Regions from separate parts of the Mus musculus genome. Here region 1 is linked to region 2. A link is a contact called in ENCODE Hi-C or POLR2A ChIA-PET data. All regions are on one chromosome and are shown on one strand. The core of a region is the stretch at or near the end of the contact, and the rest is flanking DNA. Distances in the headings are between cores, read along the strand shown.

Region 1 (5,688 bases), core at 1,898-4,397, 39 kb before region 2:
GGCTATACAGAGAAACCCTGTCTCAAAAAACAAAATAAACAAACAAAAAGAATGGGGAGCTGAGTAAACAATGTAAGAATGGGGATGGTGAATTACAGCTCATCTCTCACAGAAGGGTTACAGGCTAGCTTGGGCAAACATTCTTTTTTTTTTTTTTTTTTTAAGATTTATTTATTTTTATCATATGTAAGTACACTGCAGCTGTCCTCAGACACCCCAGAAGAGGGAGTCAGATCTTGTCACGGGTGGTTGTGAGCCACCATGTGGTTGCTGGGATCCGAACTCTGGACCTTCGGAAGAGCAGTCGGGTGCTCCTACCCACTGAGCCATCTCACCAGCCCGGCAAACATTCTTGATCCCTTACAATATTTGGACAGGCGCCTGAGTGGGTCACCCAGTGGTCATCGTTCTCTCAGGCTGAAGGCAAAAGAACAAAGAACTCCATGCTGGGCTTCATTTCTAGGGAGTCTAAGAAACACATTGAATTGGGGTCTTACAGCAGAGACACCTACTTTTAGGAATAAATAGTGTAGGACACACATAGCATGTCAGGAGTACATAGTTTAACAGACTCAGACTCTCAGGTGGCATTGCTCATTTCTCAGTCTTTAAAACATTAAGCCCTATTATATAAAGTATTGAAAAAAATTTAAATCACATTACAATTACACAAAACAAAACCTGAAGATTGCAGAGCACATGACCTTCTGCACAGTTCGGATGGACATTCAGAATAGAATCTAATGCATTCACATTTGATTAAGACAGTCTCCACTGACTATCTTTTATGCGTTTATATACCATGAAAACCAAAATCCACCATGGACATGAAGATTGATAATCAGTTATCTTATTTCCTCTTGACAACCAATGTTCATTACCTTCTTTAAATCTTTCCTCGTGCCCTAATAGTTAACCTTTATTATTCTCTTTTCTAAATGACATACTTATTCTAAATACATTTTAAATGTGGACAGATTTTAGTGATCCCTAGCTAGATCCCAAATGAATCCAATAGAGAATTTAAGGTTTATGTGATAAGCTTTATAACACAATAACTGGGCAGTTAATCTATTCGAATCCTCTAAGGTAATCTGGCTACCTCCCTGCCCAAAAACCCTGAGATACTTGTATTTTAGTTTTGATGTTGCTCTCTGGGATTCAGGTGTTTTTCCATGATGTCTCTCCTGGACTGCTTCCTCCTGGCCTGTCCTCTATTCTTCCTTTGTCTAACAGAAGTCCCGCCCTATTCTCTCTTTTGCCTAACCATTGGCTGATCAGCTTTTATTAACAAGTCAGATAATAAGTGGGGAATAATGTTTGCACACACTTGAGAGGGGAGATACTTAAAATAAGCACTACAATGTCATGTCTGGATTACAACCATATATGGGGGCTGAGAAATCAGGATTTGAATAATACAAGGATAATCTTTACACAGCGTACAATAACATTATGCCTGCAATATACTGTACCCACATGAAAATTTCTTCACATATATACATATAGTACTGTCTAGATTAAACACCTAGAAGAACATGCAGTGTTTACCTTTATAAAACTAAGTAATATCAATATCATACATACTATGTCAGTCCATTTCTTAGTAAAATTTGTGATTACAGTATCTTAGATCCAAAGAGCATCTCTCTCTCTCTCTCTCTCTCTCTCTGTAATAAATATTTATATTTACCAAATTGTTTTCCATTAATATTTTCATGGATATCTATGTTGATTCTGGTTGTTTACTGTTGGGAATAAAGAGCAATAAACATGGGGGCACAAATACACCTACATACAGCAAATTATCAGGTTCTCTGAGTATAACCACAGGATTGAATTAGTAGTGAGAGTGCAGAGACTGGTTCCATTCGGTTGAGGTCATTATGGGAATTAATCTGTAAGGTTCCAGTGTTTATTTCAGCACCCATAGTCTATGCTTCTGTACTCTTAGAGGCTACTTTGGGTCTGTGTTCCACAGTGGAGTAGACTCCACTGCAGCTGATGTTTTAGTACCTGCCTTTAGTTCACAGGATCTAAGGAATGGCCAAGGCATTGACTCCATGTGATCCCCTGGCTGTTTTGTGAGCAGTCCCATGTACACTGATTTCTGAGGGCTCTCAGAAAGAAATCCTAGTTGCAGGTGAGGGTGGATACCAATTTAAAATGTTTGTGCTCTGTATACTCTTGTTTCTACAGTACAACTCAAAGCCTTTGCATTTATGTCTCAACTACATACAACAAGTTGGAGAAATGACTGGATGTGTGACCTGCTTTTATTACAGACACCTTTCTACCAACAGATCAACAGTAGTAGTCTCTGTTGGACATAGGTAGCCTGTTAGCTGGTTTTAATCAATGCCTCCTTGGGCTGCTTGTTGATCTCCTTTCCAATGTCTGAGAGTCTGGGGCATTAACTCGGGACAAGAGATTTAGAGGAATGTTAGATAGACACTTGCTTGGGTGTGGCTTGGGAATGTCAAATTTTATCTTCAGAGTCAACCTCCTTGGCCTGCTCAAACAGCATGTGTTCCTGTATATGTAATATTAGCAATGCCCTGGAGGAATTATTTCTATATATTCGAAAAGTAGAAACACAAACAACAGTATACAAGTTTGTTGGGGCAGAAACCAAGCCAGCTTTGTACCGCAAGTCCATTTGTCAAAAGTTACTGAGGAGCTAGGAGCATAGTCAGGCACACCAAGGTTGGTTTCAAACATCCTTTTATAAAGTTACGTTTCCTTCCCACGTAGGTTAGTGTATTGCTTTGTTATTTTAACGAACTACTAAGTCAACGTTTTTTGTTTTTTTGTTTTTTTCAAGAAGTAGTAATATTAAACTTACAACTAGAAATGACTTGTAAGCCATATGTTTCTGTCAAAGGCTCGACTCATATCCGTACATCTCCGATGTGGTTCTGGGGTCCGAAACCAAATGGGGTCGCATTACCCATAGCTTTTCTGCAGAAAAGGCTTCCTCCTTCAACCTTCTACTTTGTGTTACCATCCACGTACCTCTCCAAACAGTAGAAGTCACCCACCCTGGGTTCTGGGATTTCCTTCGCACAGACTTCTGGGAGATGTAGTCCGCACCGCTGTGACCACTGGGAGCCTTCCAGGAAATCCCCTTCTGACTTCAGGTTTGTACTTGTGCCTCTTCCTCAAAGTTGGGCGGAAATCCTATGCGGCTATCTATTCCAGTTGTCTCTGACAAGAAGGTTGGTCCAGTCAGCAGCGTTGCTTGGGGCTCTGTGCGGGGTCTGTGTCAGGGAGGTTGGTTCAAGGAAGCAGCATAGACTGGGGTGGGTGCCAGAGCAGGGCTCTGTCTTGGAGGGAGCGCTTCTGGGCTGGGTGGGAGGGCGGAAGCAGCTGCCAGGACTTGCTGTGCTGAACTGGCTGGGACCGCTGAGGCTGCAGTTTTGGAGTGAGGGGACTGGCCTTTTGGGATTGTGTCCTGAGTGAAGGTTTCCTTTAGAACACCGAGAGCAGCCCGAGTCTGCCTTGGTTCTCTGGTACACTGGAGCAGCTTGGTAGTGGGGGACTAGATTGCAAACTAATGGTGATGAGCTGACTACCTGCTCCTGAGAGAGTGCCAGAGCCCACAGACCTGCATTGCTGGAAACGCGCATTCCTGGCTGCCCCCATCTCACCTGGATGCTGCCAGAGTCCTTTGTGTCTTTAGAGTAAAAGGGTTTCTGGTCCCCGTGTACTCTGTAGCCAGCTTATAGCAATGGCCTTGAGGTCTGACTGTGTTCACTTTTCTCTGCCAGTAAAGAATTAAGAGAGGAAAAATCCGAGGTACTACAGGTGTCGTTTAGGGGAATTCTGGGACACTGCCAACAGATCTGCCTGAATGCACTGAAAATCTTGGACTAGGGTTGAAGAAACGCATGGAGTGGATACACTGGCAGGAATGTCTACAAGGCAGAGTGGGATCGAGACGAGCTCACATCATGTTTCACCTTGAGGGCTGTATTTTCTAAACTTTTGAAAGGACCTCCATCCCTACTTTACAGTTGAGAGTTTTAAAAAAAGAGATAATGTCCGCTTGGCCCACAATGGTTCCGGTCAACATGACATTATCAGGGCTTGGACTTGTTGAAGAAGTTTATGAACATTGTGTATATTTCTGCCAGTGTTTCTGTTATCTTGTAGCTTTGCTGCCCATGGTAATATGAGGTATAAAAGGGCGGTGAATAATAAACTTGAGGCTGCTGTGGTATTGACCAGCAGTCCTCCCAAGTCTATTTCTTGGCTCTGCATCTTTTTTCGGCCTCTCCTGTCTTTAATCCTCACTCCACACTCAGAGACTCTTTGACACTTGGCACAACCTAGGAGTTGCTGCTTCATGATCTGTGTTGTATGTATTTTAAGCACTGTGTAGTATAGACAGGCTGGTAGGGAATGGGGAGTCTGTATTGTTTGGAACCTGATCAGGAATCCATCGTTCTCTTTGCCTCTCTCTCATGTTTACTTCCCATCAATGTCCTGTTAATCTTTAGATCTGCCCGACTCTCTGAAAATTTATCTCTGATTGTCACTGACAGGAGATGCAAGAGTTCTTAAAACATCTGCGCTGTCCTTTCTGTTGCTCTAGACTTCCTCTAGGATGGGCTTCCATTGAGTGGAATGTAACCATCGAGCTCCCAGTTATTGGAAGGATAGGTAGTAATTGTTAATGGGTGGAACTGTTCCTGCCTCAGGTCAGACATTATTTGCATTTCTTTCCCATTGAAAGTGAATTTTGCAAGTCTCTGATTCCCCTGCAATGTTTGCTGTTAATTGTACTGGCTATAATCCCCACAAAACGGTATCCTGTTTACAGGTCCCCGGACCTCCACCCCCAGGGTCTCACAGGAGATTGTACTCAAGACAGCAGACACTTGCCCATGCAGAATGGAGGAAGCCAGTGCTGGCCAACATAGGGAGTGAGCCCCGCAGTTAATTCTCCATTGTGAGCATGCTCTGATTCTCTCACAGAGAGTTGTTTTGGTCTTTGCTCTGCTCTGGGCTCCTGCCATTCTCCACATTGCTGGTTTTCCCGTGGCCTTGGTGATGCAAACATTAAAAAAAGTGTAATCTGCTTTTTCATACTCGTAAAGACAGGATCTTTCTCTACTAGCTGTACAGAAGGTTTCAAGACCTTTCAATTTATTTTTCCCTTGAGAAACTCCTATTCACCAAAGTGCTTCATTATGCCGGTTAATTTTGGAGATGTTCTGGCCTCTTTATTGCTGCTGAATGCTGCTCATTAGACAAAAGACTATTTTCTGCGCAGTCAATCTTTAAAGAAAATATAATTTTGTTGTCCTATAAACTCTTGTGACAATAGCTATTCCCTCTTCCCAAGGGTGCAATCACCTTGCACTTCAGACAGAAGACTCACGGGATTGCAGTTGGATCTGACATGAAGATCTGAACAGGGACGAGTTATCCATACAGATTTAAGGTGCTTTGCCAGGTTCCAAGGGAGAGAAGAAATCAGTAGCCCTGCTTAGCTCTTATACCAGTGTGCCACAGCAATGTCCTGTATGTCATTCCAGCCGTAAAGATGCCACAGTGCCACTCAATATCTGACCTATGCAGAAGCTGTCCAATGGGACTTAAAGCCTCATCAATAGAAGTTACATCATGCTTAGAAGCTGCCGCAGGTGACTTGTTAGGTTGAAACCTTAGAGGGGAACATAC
Region 2 (5,889 bases), core at 3,159-5,658:
CTAAGGATGTAAGGAAAAAGGCTTTGTTCAAATCTGGTGCTCTTGTCTGTTTTGCTCCATCGGATCTTACAACTGGGCTCTGATGAATTAACTGGTTGTTAATCTTTTTCAAATGTTAGATTGCCTTAAGAAAAATGAGTCCAAAGGCCCAGTTCCTGCCCCTTCATAAAATTCAAGGATTCGAAAAGAACTAATAGAACTGGGGAATAAGGTGACTTAGGCCAGGCCAGGTTATCCTGACACTGTACCCCATACCCTCTGGAGCCTCCTCAGGGAGGCTCTGAAAAAGAAAATTGTCTTTGCTGAGACAAGACTTATATGTATACAAAGGATTCCTTCTAAAAAACTGTCCATTGTGCGGGGGTACAGGGAAAAACCAAACAACAACAAAAAATCAACCAAACAAAACACAACCCTTTGTTATACATCTCATGTGATGTGAGTGCAGCCTTTTGACCTTTAAAACTCTACCCCCACTCCCTTCCCTATTAAGATCCTTTCTGAGTGGAAGCCCAAGCTTTCTCACGAATACCCTTATTGGCTTATTAATAAGGAAAAGTTGTAACTCTCACATGGGCTATTTCATTTGCCAGTTCTGAAGTCAAGATAGAATTCTCATTTGATGAATAGTGGCTGTTCATTTATACCCTCAGCTGGTACCAACTGAGAAGCTTGCTGTCTGCTGGCTACCTTTCATATTGGTGGCACAATCTAGGTATGCTACCATCGAAGTACCTGAATAAACAGTCTTACCCAGCAGTGAACACAGGGAGTAGAATAAATGGTCAGGCAAATTGAAGTGCCAGTGGAGCAATAGGGACAGCAAAGTTATGGGAGTGACCAATTATTTTCTGGTTGAATTTAAAGCTCATTCCATGGACAGTAACTAATAACTGGTGATGTTAATCAGATGATAAAAAGGAGTATTGGTGAAGGTGTAGCCTCATTGGTAGTTGAAAGCCCAGGATTGAAGAGGTCATGCAAAAGAGTTGATGCATGTCACCATGAGGAGAGCCTATGAGAGGTGATTGGTGAAATTACAGCCTAGTTGCAATGGAAAACCCCAGTGCATTGAAGATGCCAGTACCATAGGATAATCTCCAACAAGTGAAGTACAAATGGAGTGGAACCAGCCAGAGCTTAAAGGGCTACAGAGCACAGAGCTGGAGAATTGAAACTATTCCTTTGGAGGAGTCCTGATTGTGGATCCCAAATGTTGTAGACTTTGAACTTTGCTTTTAAACACTGTTGAGATGGTGATAGACTGTGGAGAGTTTTCAAGATGGACAAAATGCATTCTCCATTGTGTTATAATCAGAGGCTTATGGGCACCAGGACCTGAAATGTGATATTTTGTAAACGTTTTTTTCTCCCATAAACTCATATCTTTGAATGCTAATAGGAAATGGGGCCTTATTGGAGTCGGTATGGAGTTTTAGAGGAAGTGTGTCACTGTAGAGACAGGCTTCCAGGTCATTCATGTGTGTGTGTGTGTGTGTGTGTGTGTGTGTGTGTGTGTGTGTGTGTGTGTATGTGTGTGTGTGTCTTCACGTATCACTACCTATCTCCAATGTGGGACATAAGCTGCTTCTGGCTGACTTTGGATCAAGATGTAGAAGTCTCAGCTTCCTCTCAGGCACCATGTCAGCCTGCATGCTGCCATGCTTCCCACCATGATTATAATGGAGTAAACCTCTGAAACTTCAAGCCAGCCAAAATGGTAGACATGGGGTTCTTGAGAACTGCACTAGGAAGGGCTCTATTTCAGTGGGCTTTTGCTGGTGAAAGTATCTATCTTTTAAAATGGCAATTGGTAGGTGTTTAACAATTTGTGTTATGTTTAAACAGTTAAAAAAACAATATTCCTTTCAAATATCATTGTTTTCTAAACATGAAGCCTTGGTTTTACTTCTTATTGTTATTGTACTTGTTCCAGACAGGGTTTCTGCATTGATATTCTTGAAATTCACTCTATAAATTGCCATCCTCCAACTGAGAGATCCAGCTCTCTCTGACCCCTGTCTAGTCAAAATAGGTGGATGTACCACCATCGGCAGCATAAATTTTCAATTATACATTTTATTTCACTTTACTAGAAATTTGTTTCCGTGTGTGTCTGTCTGTGTGCCTATCTTTTCTACAACTGATGCCTGATGATGTGAAAAGAAGATATCTGATCCTCTAGAACTAATGCTTATATGTGCTTGAAAGCCATTACAAGTGTGTTAGAAGACAAACTCATCTTTTATAAGACAGTAATTACTCTCAACTATTGAACAATCTCTTTAGTTTGTAAGCAAAGATTTTAAAGTGATTTTGTCAAACATGGCACCTATTGGAGAATGTTTCAAAGGGAGAAAACTAAATGGTCAGGATGTTAAAAAATGACAGTAGAAAATAAACTTAAAATGGTGAACTTGGTCTAAACAAACATATTAGGCCTGAATATCTGGTTCCATTAGATGTTTTGATAAGTATGCCTGGGTCCCTAATATTCTGCTGAATTAGGCTCTTCTTTGATCACATGTTCAGGTTGTGACTACACTATGGTAGCTCCTCCTCCTATTGAATCACACAATTACAATGCAAAGAAATGGAGACTGCAGAAGACTTGTAAATGGATGCTGCAACTTCAAGGATGGGCACATCTCACGTGAATGACGACCCTCTAAGGTAGGTGTGCATGTAGCAGACACAAACATAGATGTACACATATACATGTGTAATATAACCAATTTAAGGTTACGCCTTACAAATAAACTCAATTCGGATTAGGGTTATTTCATTTGGCTTTGACAATTACTGAGCTGCAACCCTTAATCTACTCTTCTAACTGCTGTCCTGGCTGCCTTCCCAGTGGAAGTTGCAGTTTCTCCTGGCCACATGCTCATGGTCCGTCTGCTCCAGGGCAGCTTCGTCCTTTTTTTCCCATTCCTCCTCCTTGTCCTGGTGTCTCTTCCTTCTCTCTCTTCTCCACCTCCTACCAGCTAACTCAAAACTCACCTGCCTCAAATCCCTCCAGTAATTGGCTGTAGCCAATTTGATTTATCCAGTAGTTTTAAATCAAGGAACAAGGTTTACACAACAGAACCTTGTAAATGTGAGAAGTCAGTAGAGAGTCTAGACCTTTGAGTAGAGAATTTAGCATAACAAAACATAGCAACACACCGAACCTCAACACATACACATATTAGAAAACTTGCTATGCTCAGAAATTCTGTCCTTGTGGTTGCTGACAATGCCTTCCACTGCAATATTCAGGAGGAGGACAGACCACTCATGACCTCATTCTAAACAGACATGCCAATCAAGTGTCCAGGTGAATGTACTGCTTCTTGACTCTAGTTTCTCTAAATCGAGGAAGGTGTTCTGCATCCATAGGTAAACACACTCCCTGACAAAGAACTCAATAGGGACTCTGCACAGTCTTTGCTCTGAAACAGCTTCCTTTTGAATCATAATATATCAGGGAAGTATGAAGCCTTTTCTGCAATGGGGTTTGTAACTTTGACTCAAGCTTGAACTTCACAGGAATAAACCTTCCCAAGAAGAGATGGGAATTCTCAATATTGTATGTTTCCAGTGTAACTTCTTTAATATACCGACCTCATTTGGCAATGCTATGAACATATTTCTGATACCTTTGTATTCAAGAAGGAATTATCTCGGTGTTCTGCTTCGGAGAAATAACGGAAGTTCAAGGCGGATACCACTGATGTTCAAATATTGCCAAATATGAACGATGACAGGCTCACATGAGAGACGGAGAATTCAATACGGAACATCAAACCTAACACAGGCAGAAATCCTATAATACAAAATGGACCAAGAGTTAGGACATACACCACTGCGATCCCAGGAGCTCTGCTCCTCCTCTTGGGAGAGATGCAGAGGAAAGCAAGTGCTCAGAAAATACCTGATGGTTGCTGGCTTTGAATTCTAAGTCTTTTGTCTTAAGCACCTGATATGCTGCGTAGCAGGCAGGGTCACCAAGGATGGTTTCAAGAGCACCTTAAATTAGCTCTTGCTTCCATATTTTTAAGTAAAGCAAGTCATGAAAGTGCGAGTTTTCCATGTGGTAGTAAGATAGTTTAAAATCACGGTGTTCTAGCAGAAATAACTAAGAAACCTGATAAACATCACTGTGAAAGGGTCGACTCACAGGCTAACATTGCGTGCTGGGACCACAGAACTTTAAATGAATCCAAATGCCCTGTGACTGCCCAAGTGCAGAAGACTGTTTCTTCCCAACTTCAAGGAATCACAGTCAGGATACCAGCAGGTGAACAACCCAGTTCTGTGGGTTCATGGAAGTTCTTCGCACTGATTTGTGGGAAATGTAGTCCGGATGCCTGTGACGTCATCAGAAGGCTGGCCGTTGCTATCAAACTTCCGCATTTGATTTTCAAACTTAACTTCTCCCCAGAGTTAGGCGTCTGTCCTGTTGAAACCTTCGTTTGGATCTCTGACATGGAGGTTGGTGCAGGGAACACCGCAACCTTGCAGATCTGAGGGACTGTGCAGGGTGGCGTATCGGGCACGGAAGGAGCTTATCTGGGCTTGTTATGAGACAGGGCAAGCTGCTGACCTGGAGATGTTGTGCTGACCTAGGCTAGGGAAGAAAGTTGGAAACAACAGGATGGCAAGGGCAGGCTGGGTCTGCTGACTGCTTATTTCTGAGATGCTGAAAGGAGCGCACTCATCTTTACTGGGGAAATATGCTCTGCCTAGCTGACCCGTTCTCACGTGGCTGTAGTCAGATTCTCAGGAGATTTAGAACACTTGGACATCTAGCGCCTCCTATACTCTGTGTTCTATCTAGTACTGGAGTTTGACTTCACAAATCTTCCTAAAGTTCCTAGTGCCAGGGACAAAGAGTCCCGTGAGGGTGATTGTTGTGTGGAATGTTAGTTCCTTTTCCTTTGGAATAAAGTGTTAGATTTATGGATGCCTCGGGTTGAATAAGAACTCAGGATGTATAATCCTGTACCTGAATCACCACAATACATGGCTGTATAGCCACAGAGTAGTCCTGTAATTGATATGAACCAGTGTTTGCACAATCCAAATAATTATGAATTTTGCCCTTCTGCTAAAAAAAAAAAACACTAGACAATAATACTCAACAATTCTTAGTATGTGTTCTGTCCAAAATTTGGACTCCTTCTCAGATATGAGAGATGACTTGGTGAGATGAGAGAAATGGAACTCATGATCTCTGGAAGGGACTGGAATGTCTCTGAAAGAGAAAGGAGATGGCCCTCCTCTGGTCACATGATTTTCTTCTGTCTGTTCACATTATCAGAAATATCTAAATTCTCTTAAATGCACTCTGTCCCTGTATCTGGCACCCAGCTTTACTGCTGCTCACTGGACATTTCTAGAATGATTTCCTCATGTTTTCCTGTGGTTGTAAGAAAAATTCAGAAAGCTCTGGCACACTTGGGGTCTTATAATTTTCACATAGGTTCCTGTCCATGCAAAATGCAGTTCTCCTCTTAAAGGGTTAAGAGACAGTTTAGTCAGCCTTTTGAGTGGCCATTATCTGAGAATACAGACTTAGGTTAATCCAAATTCTGTGCTTCAACACAAGGCAGTTTCATGGTTTTACAGAACAGAGAATGTCATTAACCAAGGAAAATTTAAAATACATTGGTGTGTGTCTCATAGAGTCATCGGAGATATTCTATTTACCTAAGATACCATCTGATGAGGTTTTAGCTTTTGGACTGATAGAATTTCATGTTCTGCCTTGTCAGTGGATTCTGAGAGGTTTTTTATCTATTGTCACAAGCTGTGTGGTCCACTATAGAGTGAGGTAATGACTGTCCCTGAAGAGAAAACCAACCCAAGGTAAGACAGCTAACCCTGAACCTGCAGAATTCCAGG

Evidence for each region. Hi-C counts contacts between places; a loop is a spot of excess contacts on that map. ChIA-PET counts read pairs that join two places held with the same protein, here RNA polymerase II (POLR2A).
Region 1: a map of heart shows a loop between it and region 2 (9-fold over the local background). The contact joins the promoter of Zfp429 here to the promoter of Zfp953 in region 2. A Hi-C loop is called at or near these places in 8 of 37 maps with a recorded cell type or tissue (ES-E14, Patski, gastrocnemius and 2 more). POLR2A ChIA-PET finds 5 or more read pairs at or near these places in 3 of 5 experiments (all embryonic stem cell).

Annotation. Positions count from the first base shown.
Region 1 is chr13:67,397,226-67,402,913 of GRCm38, reverse strand. Zfp429 (zinc finger protein 429) reads left to right here and starts at 3,147. Exons shown (of 4, transcript NM_001080941.1): 1 at 3,147-3,218. The coding sequence starts at 3,183.
Region 2 is chr13:67,359,091-67,364,979 of GRCm38, reverse strand. It overlaps Zfp953 (zinc finger protein 953), which reads left to right and starts at 4,408. Exons shown (of 4, transcript NM_001038651.3): 1 at 4,408-4,476. The coding sequence starts at 4,471. Gm17039 (predicted gene 17039) reads right to left here and starts at 4,315. Exons shown (of 2, transcript NR_167764.1): 1 at 3,917-4,315; 2 at 1-3,808. Zfp456 (zinc finger protein 456) reads left to right here. Exons shown (of 4, transcript NM_001001186.3): 4 at 1-1,396.